3 separate regions of the Homo sapiens genome follow, and regions 1 and 3 are each linked to region 2. A link is an interaction called in ENCODE POLR2A ChIA-PET data of the cell type or tissue named here. Cell type or tissue: OCI-LY7. All regions are shown on one strand. Links, peaks and the distances in the headings refer to the core of each region. The heading gives the core; the rest is flanking DNA.

Region 1 (5,827 bases), core at 464-5,463, 300 kb before region 2:
AACCCTAAGGACACAGACTTGAACCAGTCCTTGGCCTGTCAGGAACCAGGCGGCATACCCGGAAGTGAGCAGCAGGCAAGCAAGCATTACCACCTGAGCTCCACCTCCTGTGCCATCAGCAGTGACATTAAAGTCTGTATAGGAGCTCAAACCCTATTGTGAACAGTGCATGTGTGAGGGATCTGAGTTTGGAGCTCCTTATGAGAATCTAATGCCTGATGATTTGAGGTGGAATAGTTTCATCCAGAAACTATCCCCACCATGTGTGGAAAAGTTGCCTTCCATGAATCAAGTCCCTGGTGGCCAAAAGTTTGGGGATCACTGCTATAAAGTATATAGAAATCCTAGAACTTTTAGTAAGAGTAAAAATCTGTGAAATACATTTTTTTTTTTAACTTTTATTTTAGTTTCAGGGGTACAGGTGCAGGTTTTTTACAGAGGTCAACTGTGTGTCACTTTTGGTGTACAGATAATTTCTTTAACATAAATTTCAACTGACACAAAGCAAGAAATACAACTCATTAAAATTTTTTTTAAATTTTATTTTTGCTGTGAAATATACTACTTTTAACTAAAAATTTTGTGGCATTAGTTTGATTAATATAATTTTGCTTTTATTACTAAAATTTCTTTTTTTTCTGGGAAAAATAACAGCTAAGTTTTGGAGAGTTGATCCCTAGTTTTTCAGATATTAGAACATAAGCCACTGATTAAACTGTCTAAATGCATCTGGGCAATTCAATACTATTTCATTGAAAACACATCCTGTAGAAATGCAGAATTAATCTGTTCACACATTTAAATGTATTTCTTTTAATTCATTAAAATATGACAGGCACAACCTTGAAAATAAAATTTTATTTATCAAAGTCAATTAATATTCAACTTAAGCAAGGGTATAAGCATATTTTGTGAGGGAAATATTTGGCCTTTGTAATCTAAATAATTTATACATAAAATAAGAGAGATCAGTGGAATTTTAGTTCTGATTATAACAAATTATTTGTATGTTTTAGAATGTATGCTTTCTGTTAAATAAAGGTGTTCTAACTTTTAGTGTAAGAAATCATATAAACTCTTTTTGGAAAACTTTAAATATTCATTTTGTTCTACAAAGTGTTCTTTGAACTTGAAATTTTGCTGTGGTCCAGTCCAAAACTACCATTACTACTACATTTTATTTTGTCAAAAATATTGAGTTTTACATAGCTCGTTATGATTACATTTTTAAACCATATCTATATGTATGGGTGGCAAATTTAAAAGGGTATTTGTTTGACAAAGTCAAACATCATCCATTTCTATGGCTAAAAGTTTACATTTTTGTTTTTAAATCACATGTTTTGCCATTCTTCAGTGTACTACCATAGGAACATAGCCTAGAATATCAAAAAAAGAAAACTATTATTAAAGAACAAAAAAAAAAGAGAGGTATATTATGACCACTTTCTTAAAAACTTTACAATATTATTTTAACAGGAGGTGGTCCCTGATATTATTTGTGTAAAATCTAATGGGCCAGAGCTTATTCTCAACTGTGAAATATATGCTCATAAACTCAGATTGTTGCCTTTTTATTTCTTTTTAATCTATTTGAATGGAACTTACAAAGCATCTATTTTCATCTAGCAAAACATTTCCCTTCCCATTTACCCAGTAGATTCACATAACGTATACACTGGAACATTACCATTATTCCCTGGGTCTACATGGCAATTCTGCATTAGACAATATTCAATAATACAATACTTTTCACAGTGAAATAAAGTAAAATTTAGAAAACGATTCAGTGTACCTAATATGTATAAAGCACTCTGCTATGATTGAAACATGTTTAGTATATGTGGTCCACTTTTAAAATTTCCTCAGATATGTGCAGTCCCTGACCTATAGTGTCTATGTCATTGGAAGCTATGAACTCCTTAAATGAAGAAATAAGTAGGGAAAAGTCATGCAAAGAAGTGGAACACCTGCTTCTACGTATATTGTCACTATATCTTTAATAAATTTTTGGTTTCTTTATATGTTTGCATGTGTTATAAAAAACATGGTTCCCCACAACAAAAGTTTTCTAGACTATATGGTTTGCTAATGATTTAGACTTTAACTTGTAGGCAATGAGGAGCCACTGTAGATGTATCATTATGCAAATTATATAACAAAATTTGTGTTTTAGGTCATCAATATAGAGGATGAACTAGAAGTTGAGACTGGAGTCAGGGAGAACAATTAGGAAGTGAGGCCAATAATACAAGGGCAACAACTAGATTTGAAACTCCTTTAAAATTTTCAGTTGTTACAAATGCTTGTTATTATTATTGAGATTAATGCTTCTGGTAATTAAACTTTCTTGGATTAGTTGTAAGAATGATTTGCATTACACGAATTTCCAACGATAACGGAACTTGTCATAATGAGGCTCTTTTATGTTATAAGTAAAGGCCAAAGTGCAAAACTAAGCTGCTGCTTGACTATTTTGCACTACAATGGTTCGGCTGTCATTTAAATAACTCATGCTAAAAAGGAATCTGTTATTATATTAACATCTCTTGATACTACACAAAATGCTTCAAAACTGTTCCACAGTTTCTTTTAAGAGTGGCCTTGAAGACTAGAATGAATTTTCCTAGATGTAACCTAATTTAAATGGCATATAAATCTCCAATTTGCTATTTGCTTGTAGATAACCATAAGCACTTTAATAAGAAAATGTAGGTGTCATTACACTCGGTCAAACTTACTATTAAATGCCTAATAGACTTAGACAATTTTACATCCTTTATCGATGGAGATGTCATTAACAACAGACCCTGGAGCTATTTCCTGAATTTCACTCTAAAATCAAAGCATATTATCATTTTCTGGTTCTATCTCATTATAATTAGCTTGGTCTTAAAACAACAGCAATTTCTTTAAAACATAGTGTGTGTTAGAATAAAATCTGGTGTTTTTTTGTTAACTATAATTAGCTTTCAGGTATTTACTCTCTTTATCCCCGTCCATCTCTATACTCTTTCCATTATTAAATTGTGTCACATGGCTTGTATGGCGATCTCCCAATATTTGGGAAGTTATATTACAATATCTGGCAATCTTGGCAGAAAGCTGTGCTCTATATGTTAAATTAAGGAGTCTTTAATCATATAAATTCTGTGGAAAAGCAGCCTTAATATTCCTGAATTTTAGCCTGTAGAAAGGACAGACCCTTTATTATGTATTTATACTACCAACCACCAGGGGGTAATAGAATACTCTAAAAACAAGGTCGACTAACTTCAAGAAAACAACAGAAGTTCTTACTAAATGGGTAGATAGAGGTGGACAAATACATTTCTTAGCACCTAAGACAATAAATGATCATCAAGCACACACAGATTGTGTCTGACTATCCTCCAAGCACAGCCTGCAAGCTATACTTTCGAGAATAGGTTCGCCTAACAATTAAGGCAGACAGGGCTATCTGGAAAGCTAATTTTGGTGCAGTATCTGATTACTCAGCACTGCTAAAAAAAAAAAAAAAAAAAAAAAAAAAAAAAAAAAAAAAAGTGTTTCTGCCATGTCACCGACCAGCATAATTCAGAGGAATTCACCCTTAAATGGAAACTCCCCAACACAAAGCACGTGGCCTGTAACACTCTTTATATTTAGGTTTACACAGACTGAATGCAATGAGTTATTTATTTATGCACATCAAAGCCCTCTGAGGGTGAGGATTAGAAGAGTAGCAACATAATTTTGATGACTTAGAGCATAAGTTGAAAGAATCACAAGTAGTAACCCAATCACACTGGAGTCTATGGGGATTACTGGCCATTTCTGTTTTTACTAATGGGTCTTTTATCCAAATAATAAACGCTTTTTAGAGAAAAATCATAACAGTTTAAATGTTTTAGTTCATACTATGCACTGGACACTATATGCTCCACGAATCTAACAAATTAATTCTCACAACAAGCTGAAGAAAGAGAAATTATTAATACCTGTGTTCTACAAATAAGGAAACTAGCTGAAAACCAAATAGCTATGGTGAGGTGGGATTTGATTATTTGAGTCTAACCACTTTCTTTAAGAAACCAAAAGATGCAAAGTTTATATGTCTTCTTTATCCATCCTCAGTCTATCCAGAAATATCAGGAACAATGTGAATTTGAAACGCCTGAGAGGAGAAGGTTTAACCTCAGAGCATCCTGCAAACCCTTATCATTCCTGACATTGTGCTTTCAAGAGTCAGTTACCACTATTGTTATTGCTGATGTTATTATAATACAAAGAATAGACTGTTAGTAAAAAAAAAAAAAAAAATTCATTGGCAGACGTTTTGAGGGATGTATCTCCTGATAGATTCCGAAGGCTTGCCCCAAAAGAGCTTCAAGGGTAACCAAGAAAAAGCTGTCAGGTGGGTAGTGACTGACAAAAAAAAAATTTAGAAAACGCACTTGAGCTGTCCTCAGTCAAATACACCCAGCAGATCCTGCATTCGGATAAAGGGCAGCTTGGCAGTGAGGAAACAGTCTGGATTTGGGAGAGCAATCGATGGGTTAAATTCTGATTAGAATCAGACTCCACTGCTTACTAGGCAAAACATCTAATCATGAAACTCAAAGAGGTTAAGATCACTGGCTCCAAAATCAGTTCAGCTGCTTTGTTTTCTATATTTGAAAAATAGAGGTAATAGTAGTAGCTACCTCATTGATTGACATAAGAATTAAGTGAATCACCTCATATGAGGTACACAATATAATTCCTGACATGGTGCTTTCAAGAGTCAGTTACTACTACTGTTATTGCTGTTATTATTATAATTGCATTACATTAGTATCATTTTTGATGTACTAAAGTAATATATACAATTTTAAAGCCTCTGGTGCATGGTTATTTAACCTTATTGATACATCGTCTTTGTTAAACCTTTTAATACTGTACTAAAAGTTTTTAAATCTAGGCTGTCCAGTAAGGGAAAATTTCTATTCTTAAAAAGCTGAGTGACTCCTCAGGTAAAACATTATTTCTCTAAATACTTTTCTCCCGCATAAAGTAACCAATGGTCCTTTATGCCAGGGGCATATTTTCCAGAAGACTAATTGGCCCCACCTCTAACCAACTATTTAGTGAATAGAAGGTAGACATGTAGAAGAACAAAATGTCATCCTTGAGGTTGTGGAGATGATCAAACACTGCTTCATTCTGGCATAGAATCCTTACAATTTATGTTTTTTGTCTCTGCACCTACTCAGAATTTCTACCCAGTCCTCAAGTGACAGCTGTGGCACACAAGCTAAAGGCACTTAACTTGCTTCATGATTTCTTGACCAGCTCTTTATTAAGAGTTAGATTTAGCAGGGTTTGCTTGATTCCTTGGTCGATTATTCTGTACATTACTTCTAAGAATTACCTTCTTTCCTGACTCATTGCCTTTCATATGCAGTCTCCAACACTTCATTTATTGTTTATTCTTTATTCGGAGGGAAAAATACTACTTCCCTTTGTTCTGATTCTTTATTTTTCCTGTCTACTTGCAAACTGCTAGAGTATTGTGATTATACCCAATTTCTCAAATTCAAAATGTATTATGTATTGAATTTTCTTTAAAAAATGAAATATAGATCTGTGAGTCTATATTGCTTAAGAAGTGAAGAAATTGGACTTACAATTTGTGCACATATACTTAATTTTTCTATATTCTCGTAGTGATTATCCCTGACATTTATGAATCTACATTGATTTATTAAGTGAAAATTTTAAAAGCCCAATATTTAAAAACTCAGCATGTACTTAAAATGATGAACCTAAAATAGAATCATCTGATTGATCATCAATAAACCCGACA
Region 2 (5,827 bases), core at 235-5,234:
TGAGGCTGAGTTACTTTATAAAGAAAAGAGGTTTATTTGTCTGACAGTTCTGCAGGCTGTACAACAATGGCACCAGCATCCACCTAGCTTCTGGAAAGTCTTCAGAAAGCTTACAGTCATAGTGGAGAGCAAAGCAGGTGCCTGTGTATAACACGGCGAGACTGGAAGCAAGAGTGGATTTTCTGATATAACCATCCCAATTATATGTCTCGGACTAGCCTTTAGCAGCCACTGTTTTAGAGAAGCTTAGCATACAATATTTTTAAAGTTCTAATATGTCATTATAATTATAAAACAATTTTCAGAGTTCATTAATGTTTTCTTTAAAACTATTAGACCTTCGATGTTCAACCTCCTGAAATAGTGCTTAAAACCTAGAGGCAACATGTGGGATAAGTTGTCATAACTATGGATGAGATCAAATCTTAAAAAATGCATTGCAAAGATAATCCTCTTTCATTATGCTTTTACAAAAGGATGATGCTACATTAACACAGTAATTTCTGATAAATAAAATATATTAAATATCTAAGAATTAACAGTTGCTGGGGAAATATATAACCAAAGTTTAAAATATGTCAGAATATTTTAATAAATTATTAAAATAAATAAATTCTTAATAAAAAAGACCAGAGAAATCTGACTTCTTTCTTTCTCCGAAGCTAGTGGTGAGTTGATTATATTAGTTAGTTCTCATATTACTATAAATAACTACTTGAGATTGGGTAGTTTACAAAGAAAAGAGGTTTAACTGACTCACAGTTCTGGAGGCTGTATGGGAGGCATGGCTGGGGAGGCCCCAGGAAACTTACAATCATGGCAGAAGGCAAATGGCAAGCAAGCACATCTTTACATGTCAGAGCCAGAGAGCAAGAGCAGGGGGAAGTGCTACACACTCTCAAAAGACTAGATCTTGCGAGAACTCGCTCACCATCATGAAAACAGCAAATATTTTTATTTAGATAGTCGTTAGGATTGTATGATCTGTAATTTTCATATTACATCTTCTATTTCACAGTTAGTATCATATGAACTCTTTGAAATCAGACTTCCTAAAATTTAGCTAATAGGTCTGGTAAATACCTATTGGCTGCTTCTACTCTTACCAACTTTTTCCCTTCTCCAAAGGTTTACTGTTTTCATATAATTGATATGTGTTTTCCATCAGCCTTATTGTTGATTCTATTTTATAATTCTAAGCTTGTGTGTACGTGCATCAGCGCCCATGCATGAATGTCTGTGCTCTCTATTTCTTTCTTATCTATTTTTAATTTACAGTTATCTCACTGTGTTCTAATTTATGTATCTTTGTGAATACTTAAATAATTTTTGCAACATCGTGTAAACCAAAGAAATGAAGAATTTTAGTTTCCCATACCATTAATGTATTGTTTTCATTTCCTGAGTATGATTCTTTAGTTTCTTTTTCTGCCGGTGCTCTACTTTTGAATAAATAATCATATACCAATCACTAAAATGCAAGAGTCATACATCTGAAGTCATGTATGTTGATTACATAACAGTGTAGAAATTTGGTCTCAAGATAACCACAGTATTTAAAACCTCAATTTTATATTTAAATAAAAAAGAAACTAGCACATTTAGAAATGCACACTTCAACTTTGCTCACCTGACTAGCACCATGTATCTGTTTATTTAGTTGCTGGCTTGTGAAGGTATTATTGATAACACATTCAAAATCATGGGGTGATGATGAGTTCAGATACAGATCAGTAGGTAGGATGATAGATACCTTAGATACATAGATAAAACTCAGGTGAACTTGGAGATGTAAAGGTGAGCTAGAGCTCATCTTTCATTCACAAACTTTTTCCAAGCACACTGTAGTATGAATTGCGTTTGGACATTTAGGTGATAGCAAATTTTCAACACACAGCAACATTTTCTACATTTTTTTGTTTGTGTAATATCAAAAGTGTGACGTTGGCTAACAGTGAAAATAAAACTGTAGCTCACTCTAATTCTGCCAAAATATCCTATATTTTAATTAAGGGAGTTTTACCTGAGTGAAAAACATCGAAAATTCCAGTAAAAATCAAGGATTTTACATATGTATATGTGTATTTGAGCTAAAGACATATATTCTTAACCACCTGTAGCATGAAATAAGTAATCAAATGTGAAAGAAACAGCTAATTTGTTGAATCAAATAATTTTCTTCCAATGATTATATATCTTGCATAGCAGAAAGATTGCATGCATATGAATGAATGCATTTGCTTCACTTTATATTTTCTTCCCTAATAGTTTTAATTTTTTATTTTCTAATATTGTATGTGATGAAGAACTCGAGTAGTATTTTAAGCTATTACTTTAGATGCTTAAAGACCATTAGCACTCTAACAAAAATTGTCATTGTCTTTATAAAGATCTCTGTGCCTGTTGCCACATTAGTAAAACTGAGATAATCATAGAAACAGTTTCACAAGTTGGTGAGAAAATATTGATAAAGCACTTAGAATTCCATTACACACAGATCAGGTACCCAATAAATAATGGGTATTTCTCATGAAACAGATTAGTTCTGTATCACTTACTTTACATTTCCAGCATAGTACACAGTGCCTGAGACTGAGAAGCAGCTCTGTTAATATTTACTGAAAGAATAGCATTAAATAATACAAGAAAAATAAGATATAATTAAACAAATCAATATGATTGATCTCTGTGGACGTCCACAGTTTAAAACCATTCCCTCTTTCTTCTTTCTGTCTTACCCTAGGATCAGGGATGCCAGGAAATTCTAAAGTACTTGAAGTTTTTCACTGGATCATCTTAACTCTCTAGCTTTATCTAATTAACATGAAGCACCATCATGACTATGCATCTTATTCAATGTGTTTCAGAACAACTGTCTTCTAAGTTACATTTGACCATAACAATAAACTCGGTTTTCAAAATGTGTCAATCAACTAATAGGGTCATTGACTCACAACCTACAGACAGTAATAGTAACATTAACCTCTATCTTGGGTCAAAGCCCCTGCTTCACTTTTGGGATCATCAGCAAACCAGTTACCCCTGGCAAAGTTCAGTCCTCCAGGTGCACTGATGATAGTGAAAAGACAGTTTCCCAAAGCACAGCTTGTTCCTTTTCATCATCTCACTTCTCTCTCTTCTCACAAAGAATCTCTCTGTGTCAGACAAAGATGGGTGGTACAGTGTGTCTGGGTCTAAAGCTGGAAATGTTTTTCTTTTCTAAATCTCAAATATGTTTTCAGCCAAACGTTTGATGAACTACAAGAAATGAGAATCAGGAAGTCAGATGTTCGCTAAGATAGGTCACTTCTGTAAAATTATCTTACACTGACTACCAAAATATGACAATTATTTCAGGAAAGGGAACAAAAAAACGCTTGTGATTAGAAGATTGGGGAAAAGGACTACCTCTTCTACAGTTGTTTTCAAATTGAAATCTTTGTACTGTTATTTTAATATTTTAAAGTGTATTCACTTTTTGTTATTCTGAATCCTCAATTAGACTGTAATTATCTCAAAGGGTAAGATCACAAACCAAAGGTTATGCTCTCAACTGTATCACTAAAAATGGCCACAGTAATTTTTTTAGCCTTAGCTTCCTTCCACACCTACAAAATAAGCAGAAAAATATCCTGTCTCAAAAGGATTAAATGCAATAATGCATTTAAAAAAATGCTCCAAAAAAGGTGAACCATTAGATAAACATAAGGCAAAATATAAGGTTAAAAAGACAGAGAATAAAGCTTAAACATCTTTTTAATTTGAGAAAATGTAATGACACATGCAAATTTATTTGGAAAATAGATGACATAAAAGACATTCACCGAAGTTTTGTTCAACCAAGATCAAACTCAGAGAAATCGTAGGTGGGCAATGATATGCCTTGGTGAAATAACGAAGTGGGGATTTAATTTCTCATACTGAAAGTGCCTTTAATCTGTCCCATATTGTTATTCAGTTCATTAAAGAACAACATGCATAAACATGGATTTTTTTGTGTGCTTAAATCATCTTCCTAAATATGCAAATCAGTGAGGCATATATTATCAGTGTTCTGTTTAATATTCATTGTGATCTACTCAGTAGTTTTCCTTTCTAATGAGAGCATACCATCTAAGTAACTCACCTTCCCATGCCTGAACTTAGCCAATTTAGTTCGTACTTGAACACGACATTTTTTTTCAAAGTTCTTTCTAGACCATTACACATACGTATGTATGTTTGTATCTACATATCTTCTGTAGCTCCTCATTTACTTTGCAAACATATAGTCACCCTAAATTCAGTTTGATTATTGAAAGTCAGGGTTCTTTTTTTAATCAGAATTATATTTCAGGTAGAGTTTTAAATAATTAGCTCAATTGTTGTTATTGACTAGTAAATGAACACTAAAGAGCATATAAAATACATTCTAAATCTAAGTCTGCAAACAACTATATTGTCACATATGTCATCCTCATATACGACAACAAGGTTTATGGCTACATACAAAAACTTGGCTCTACATACCTATATACTAGTTATCAAGCCAGTCAGATACTTATCTTAAAAAGTTGTTCAATAAAGGAAATTTTATAAAATAACTATACACATGTGTTCATAAAAATAATATACTGGTCCCTATTCTCAGAAATTTTTACAAATGACATGCTATAAAACTCAGCACAAAACCCAAGATATCATGTAATTAAATTTCCTACTGCGTAACTATATTTGCACTACTAATACAGAAGAATTCAAGACACTAAGAGGAAAATTAAACCAAAACTGGACGAGTAGATAAACAGACAAAGAATATAGACATTACTATAGTCAGGAAAAAGTATACAAACAAGGACAAAAGAGAGAACTAAACAGAACATAGGGGCCTAAGGTATAAGTGCAAACTCATGAGGAACCTGCCTTGACTGGAGAAGCATGTGTGTGGAGAATTAACAGACTATTAAGATAAGGTGGGACCAGAATACGGTGGTTTTAGTTGTCAGAGATAAAATTTTAAGCCAGATGCTCTAGGCAATAGAAGTCTTTGTAACTTGAAGTACAGCTGAGAAGCATGTTGTAAAGCTTTAGGAGGACACAGAATAGAAAAAATACAGGATGCCTGCGAGGCAAACTCCTGGAGTTTTGTGCAGGCATACAAGTTATTCAAGTAATCTAGTCATGGGGGAAGAAGAGAGTGTCAGGCTCTAGTAAGGAAAAGAAAAGAGGAGAATCTTTTAAAGTACAACCAGTTTCATGACATATTTGTTATAAAATATTAAGGAAAGAAAAAAAGAGTTAATTCAAAATTTTTCATCTTGGATGTGAGAAGTGTGCTTTTTTGTACGTATGTGATACAGCTCTAGGTCCCTCCAGTAATTCCAACTTCACTCTATACTCAATTGTTATCGTTGTCTTTATTTTATATAGACTACACTATACAGATAATCATTGCTTTTATCTTATCTTTTACTGGTTAACCTGTATTGGTGCCTACGTAATCAGTAGGCAACTGGTTGAAGCTTTTCGTTTATTTTCTGTTACATGATGATAGTTACATTGGTCATCCAAAATAAATGCTTAATAAAGAAGTTAGTTGAAGACAGACATTCCTATGACACATTTATTTAAGTCATACTACACTTAAATAATTCCAAAGAGAATTCATTTATGATGTTTTAACTCACCTATCATATAATCAGCATTTCTCAAGGCTTAGAATGTATTATATGTAGACAATTCATAGGAAAGGAAAAACTCAGTATTTTTAATTAAATTGAAACCCACTTTTCAAAAGTGTATGTACATGGAGTTTTTTGTTACAGACCACTGTTAGTTTTCAAAAGCA
Region 3 (5,827 bases), core at 523-5,522, 55 kb before region 2:
GCTAACTGGTTGTCAGTTATGGAGCTATTCCCAGCTCCATGTCCAGAGGAAGTTAATGACATACACCTGGAGCAGAGAAGGAGCAGAGTAACTCAAAGAAAAAGCAACAGTTTGATGCTCTTCATTACCAACAACTGGGAGGAACTAAGGCGGGCAGGATATTAATCTACTTTTGTCTTGAGAAAGAGTAATTCCTAGTGTTATACAAATTATGTAGCTAGGCATGGAAAGTAACTTTCTATTTTTAATATTAGCTATTTATCAGTTATCTAAACGTTAAATAGGTAATATGCTTCCTCCCTCCCCAAGCAAGATATTTTATTTCTCCATTTAACATTGTATTGTTCTTACCCAAATCACCCCTAGATTGTAGATCTTTACACCTGTGCATAAAGCACTGCAGCAAGGGATATTTCACAAACTCAGTACCCTACAGCATTCCCAATCAAAATTACTTGTCATCTCCAATGCTATGCTCAGTTTTCACAAAATTTATCCAAAGTCTAGGTAAGAAATCAGACTTGTGACAAGTAAGCAACTTTCATATGAAGATACATAGCTACACTCTCGAGACTTTATCTTTAGAGAAATTAAGCCCTTAAAACTACTATAAATAATTGTTTCTAAATATGTAAATCAAGTTATTATAAAATAAATTCTTTTCAGGTAACTTAGCTCATGAGAGTGAAATTCTTTCAACATATAGCAATCATGGGTATCAAAACATGGTGTACATAAAGAGTTACCAGACGAGTTTGCAGCTAGGTGGACTATGTCAAGGAGTTCTGGTTTTGTATTGTGAAGACAGAGCATGGAAACTTATTTTTAAGAAAGCTACCCAGCTTGTTATTCTGCCAAACACCAACTAAACCAAATGAAAGAAAAATGAAACTGAAAGGTATTAGTGCTGACACTGCTTGGACAGCATAAATGAAACATTGAGAGCTGGAGGAAGGAGGATTTCCTTTTGATTGACTAAAAACTGCCAAAATCAACTTTGAAGGAAGTTATGTTTAAGCCCACAGGAGAATTAAAGAGAGTAGGGGATTATGATAAAGGTTTTATCTTGAACAGAACTGGAGTGACTGTACTGTGATGTGTAAAACTAGCAGGGAGAATATCATGCCATAAAATATATATTTTTTTGAGTATGCCAGAAAAAAATAAAGCATCCAGACATTCAAGTAATTAGGTTTTTCTTCTGAATAGTTTTAGTTTTAAAATATTAAATTGCCAAGTAAAATTTTTCTTTAACTTAAATACTCTTAAGTAGAACGAATAACTAAATGTAGTTCTAAATGTCCTTTCAGAGTGGTTAAAATTAAGCCCTGTTTTTCTTTGTCCCTGTACATGATTAAAAATAAACAACCAAATCACATTTGGCTCTATACCCCAAAAGTGATTACTTTGTTATTTTCACTTCAATGGGACACATACTATCATCCATAAGAAATTACTGATGTGTTCTATGGTATTTTGAAAATAAATACAATGTATTTTTACTCATGAGTACCATCTGCAGGATTTCAAGCATGTCAAATATTTTGATACTTCAGGAAATTTTATACAATTGATGCTATATTTTTCCGAGAAATGACTTAAATGACTGATTATGAAATATCTACCCAGTTTAATTTGCACTAACTTTTGAAAATAACGTCCCTGTTCTCTGGACCTAATATGCACAGTCACCCCACTTTTTCACCAATGCCCCCTAGGTTTGTCATATTCTTGCCACTTTACAGGAAAACAAAACAAACCTTACTAGTTAGCTAAGTACTCTCAACCCATTATTCCATTCCTTCTGTTTCTGTGGTAGCTTTCCAGGCAGGGCCAAGTCTTCTTGTCATGCTGTTGCTCTTGACCAGGAAACCTAATTATCCCAGACTTACCAGAACTATCTGGTGCCTGTGAAGTTATTTCGGAGCATTAAAAGAGGAGCTGGTAGGGCTGTCGGTGGAGCTGAGCCCTCAGGCTGGGAAATGAAAGTGCTTTGCCTTTCCACTGATCCAGCTGAGATACCTGCCTGTAGGTGATGTACATCACACTTTTTAAAAAAGGCAGATCCACGTGATGAAGCTACATCCTGCTAGAACAGCCCCCAGCAAGAAGTGCCAGAAAACGAAAATCACACAAAGGCAGTGGCAGTCCATGTGATTCACAAGCAGCATTGAAGACTTTTCTCATAAGAAAAGACTTGTGAATAAGTCAGATGAGCTGAGATGCCAAATTGAGAGCACTGGAAAGGGGGAAATCTTTAAAAGGGCCTCTAAACAGCTGTAACACGCTTCAGAGTTTTCTATTTTCTGTCTGATCTTTATACTGACCTCATGAATTAACCCATAGATTTTACATTGTAATTTTCAGAGGCACTAGCTGTAAAGCCACAGATTCCCCAGTACTGCTTCTGTTATGTTCATTTATATCAACACATGTCCCCTTAATGCTATATCTTAGCTTGGGGGTTGTAAATAAAGAAACATGGCCACTAGACCATATGCTTCCTGAGGGCCAGAAATGCATTTCAAAAGTAGAATCAAAATCACGTAAAATGATGGTAAATGCTTAGATGTGTATAGAAAAGAACAAATAGGGATAATGACATTTATCCATTAATAAGCATTTACATGGCTTATTTCGTTTAATTCTCATAACTCAAAAGGAAAGTGATGAGAAGACTGAGACTTTAAGAATTGAAGACCTTGTCCAATATGACAGCCTTTAAGTGGTAGATCCAAGCTTGAAACTCAAGCTTTCTACCCCAGAAAGCTGTGCCTTCAATCTATATTTTCTATGTATTCAGTAACACATGTTAAAGAGATTTAGAAGAAAATATATCACACAAAATAGATAAATATCAAATATATCCTTACATCTTCATCATTTTAATACAAAAACAATTTTCAAAAGTGTGCTCATGTAGACAGAACCCATTACAGCCTCATTTCCCTTTCTTGTAAGAAAAAAACTAATAGCTATTTGATCTTCAAGATGCCTAAGTATTAAATGTAAATCAATTGCCTCAATAACATACTTTAAATTTCTTTAAAAATCAATTAATAAAAAATGAGCACTTTGGTAATTTCTAATTAATAACATATTTATTGAATAATCCAACATACTTCCTAAACAGACACAGAGAAATGTCTGAGCACGTCCAGTTACCCGAAAAACAGGGTGTGTCTATGTATTTGGATGGTCACTTAAATACATAGACACACCCTGTTTTACCCTATGTTTTTAAATACATAGACACAGGGTGGTCACTTAAAAAATAAAGTTGTTGATTTACTTTCCGTTCAAAGTTGCAGTAAAGGAAACAGTTATTGGGGAAATTGGTTCCCTGGGCTACTCACAATGAATTCCAGCAGATCCCAAAGGATCACGCTGTAGAGAGAGAATGTACAAGCTGTATAAGGAGAGCTTTAGGAAGGAAACACATGTCTGAATTTATTCTAGAAGACAGGTAGTAAAAGAAAAATAAAGCAATTAACCCAGGCATCAAATAAAAAAAAATTGAGAAGATTCTGATTATCAATGCTCTCTTTCAGTTTTTACACAAAAGCTACTGATTAACTTTACCTGTGCTAGTTTGGCTAAATGAGAACAGAAAGTCAAGATATTACTATATTCTTAAATTTATATATAGAAGTCTGATGGTGATGCTATTGTCCATTCCAAGTTTTGAAAAGAATGATGATGAGCCAGGAAAAGGAAAGAATTTCCAGGATTAACATAATGAACTGTTGTGAATCATTCTAGATTTCAAGTAGAAGCACATTTATGTAAGGTGTGATTGCTAAGCTCTTGACTGGCATTTTAATATCTTAGTTCATGATCTTCAGATGTCAGTCCCCACTGAATCAGTGCTAAGGAAATACTAGCTGTGTGCTAATTTGAGTGGACTTTTGCATCCAGCTGATGCCCCACTCCAAACCAGAAAGCCTCTAAGAATCAAATCAAAATCTTCAAATGCTTTTCCTGAACACAGGAAAACATTGAAACTGTAGTAGTTAGGTACACTTTAGGGATTAACATAGTAAAAGTCAAGGAAGAGCATGGTCCTACAGCGGAATAAGATCTGTTAACTCAGCTCCTAGTTCAGAGCAGTCATCAAGATAATGTGAAAATAAATGCATAGAGAGATGGCATTGATAAACACCAGAGCCGGATCATGCTTGCGTAGTGAACTCACGAACAGAGTAGTTACCCAGATATTCCAAATCAACAAACACCAGCCCGTCACACCCCAGATCCACCACCCAAATCACTTAGATTTAACTTTAGACCAAAAAGTTACCACTGAAAGGTATTTATTTCTTCAAGGATGTAAAAAGCTGAATTTTAGCCTTTCTTTTTGAATACTGAAACGCTAATCTTTCCTGTGATGCTTTGTGGGTTTCAGACGCATTCTAAACTTGAGGCTTGGGAGATCAGAAGTCATGCTGGAGACAGGAAAGAATTCTGGCTCATCATATAGTAAAGAAGTGGAGTTAACATGTAAATGTTTGTTCTTGTTATTATTAGTAGTATTGCTATTGTCCTGGTTTTCTACTTAGTTAACTGATTGGATAGATGACTGAAACACCACATATACATGAGCTTAAGCAACATTTTCTGGAGTCATGTGATGAATTTCAGATAATTCATAACTAAAACAAAAATTAAATGGAAGGGGAAGAGAATATTTAATATTTCATTTTTATATTTTTAAATAGACAAATTAAAATTGTATATATAGTGTAAATGATGATGTAAAATATATAGAATACTATGGAATGATGAAATCAAGCTAAGTAAATTATGTATTGTATCACATATTTGTTTTTTATTGTGAGAACACTTAAAATCTACTCTCTAAGCAATTTTCAAGTATAAAACACATTGTTATTAACTGTAGTCACTATGTTGTCCTACATATTTTTGAATTTATACCTTCTAACCAAAATATTATATCCTTTGACCAACTCTGCTAACCTCCTCCACCTACCACCACCACTCTCCACTGATAATCACCATTTTACTCTCTGCTTCTATGAATTTGACCTTTTCTTGACTAAGGAGAGATTTAATCTTAAGCAAAAGGCTTTGGAAAATGTTAAACAAAGCTACAATGATTATCTTTGGAACCAGAAAGACCTTAGTTGCCACCTGCTAGCTATGTGATTTTAGACAAAATTATTTAACCTAACTTCAGATTCTTTATCTGCAAATTGGGGATCACAATACCTAAAAGTTATAAGCTTATTTAAGGATGAAATGAAATTGTGAAGTTAAAGTACAGTGCTTAGCATACAATAAACTTTCTATGTTGTTCTATATTCTTCTCTACTATTTTAATAGAAATAATATAAGCAAAAGTAGAATTAGTATTACAGGCATTATCAAAAGTGTCTCTGAGTGAAACTTGTCTCCTGAGGGTTAATGCAGTATCGTATTGCTGACTGCGAGATTCAAAGTTTAAGGTGAACTGCTCTCGTCAGGCCAGCCTTGGCATGGCAGCTTCTACACAGAAATAACTGTTATATCTGTTCCATTGAGTCAATGGAGGATCAATTATATCTTCTAGAATGTACATTATAAAGATTTAAATATTGCCTCTTTTTGTTTTGGTTCAAGTGAAGTTACAACAAGTACTGCAGGGCCTAAAGATTCACATTCTTCAAGCAACTATCTGCATGATAATATTGAATTACATTATTTACAAAAGGTGTAAATATAAAGTTAGTGCAGGTACTTTTGTAGGATGTATCTATAATATGTATTCATTTATAATTTCACTGGGTTAGCTGGGCGTTGTGGTGCACACCTATAGTCCCCATTATGT

The links. Peaks named below come from ENCODE experiments on the same cell type or tissue, not always from the same donor. Only the 100,000 strongest peaks of a DNase experiment are listed, where the experiment ranks them.
Region 1: POLR2A ChIA-PET joins it to region 2 with 25 read pairs; 2 of 35 experiments call an interaction of 5 or more read pairs at or near these places.
Region 3: POLR2A ChIA-PET joins it to region 2 with 10 read pairs; 2 of 35 experiments call an interaction of 5 or more read pairs at or near these places.

What each region holds. Positions count from the first base shown.
Region 1 is chr9:9,603,461-9,609,287 of GRCh38, forward strand. All of the region lies in intron 7 of PTPRD (protein tyrosine phosphatase receptor type D), which reads right to left. Among named protein-coding and RNA genes, the nearest start is that of PTPRD-AS1, 750 kb to the left of the region's middle. In OCI-LY7, for the core only: CTCF peaks have their summits at 3,237 (motif pointing right) and 3,446; a DNase peak (open chromatin) is centred at 3,271.
Region 2 is chr9:9,900,982-9,906,808 of GRCh38, forward strand. All of the region lies in intron 5 of PTPRD (protein tyrosine phosphatase receptor type D), which reads right to left. Among named protein-coding and RNA genes, the nearest start is that of PTPRD, 710 kb to the right of the region's middle. In OCI-LY7, for the core only: no CTCF peak of the experiment used is centred there; DNase peaks (open chromatin) are centred at 850 and 3,090; H3K4me3 peaks cover 2,269 bases; H3K27ac peaks cover 2,927 bases.
Region 3 is chr9:9,845,846-9,851,672 of GRCh38, forward strand. The region is part of intron 5 of PTPRD (protein tyrosine phosphatase receptor type D); the gene reads right to left. Among named protein-coding and RNA genes, the nearest start is that of PTPRD, 760 kb to the right of the region's middle. In OCI-LY7, for the core only: no CTCF peak of the experiment used is centred there; no DNase peak of the experiment used is centred there.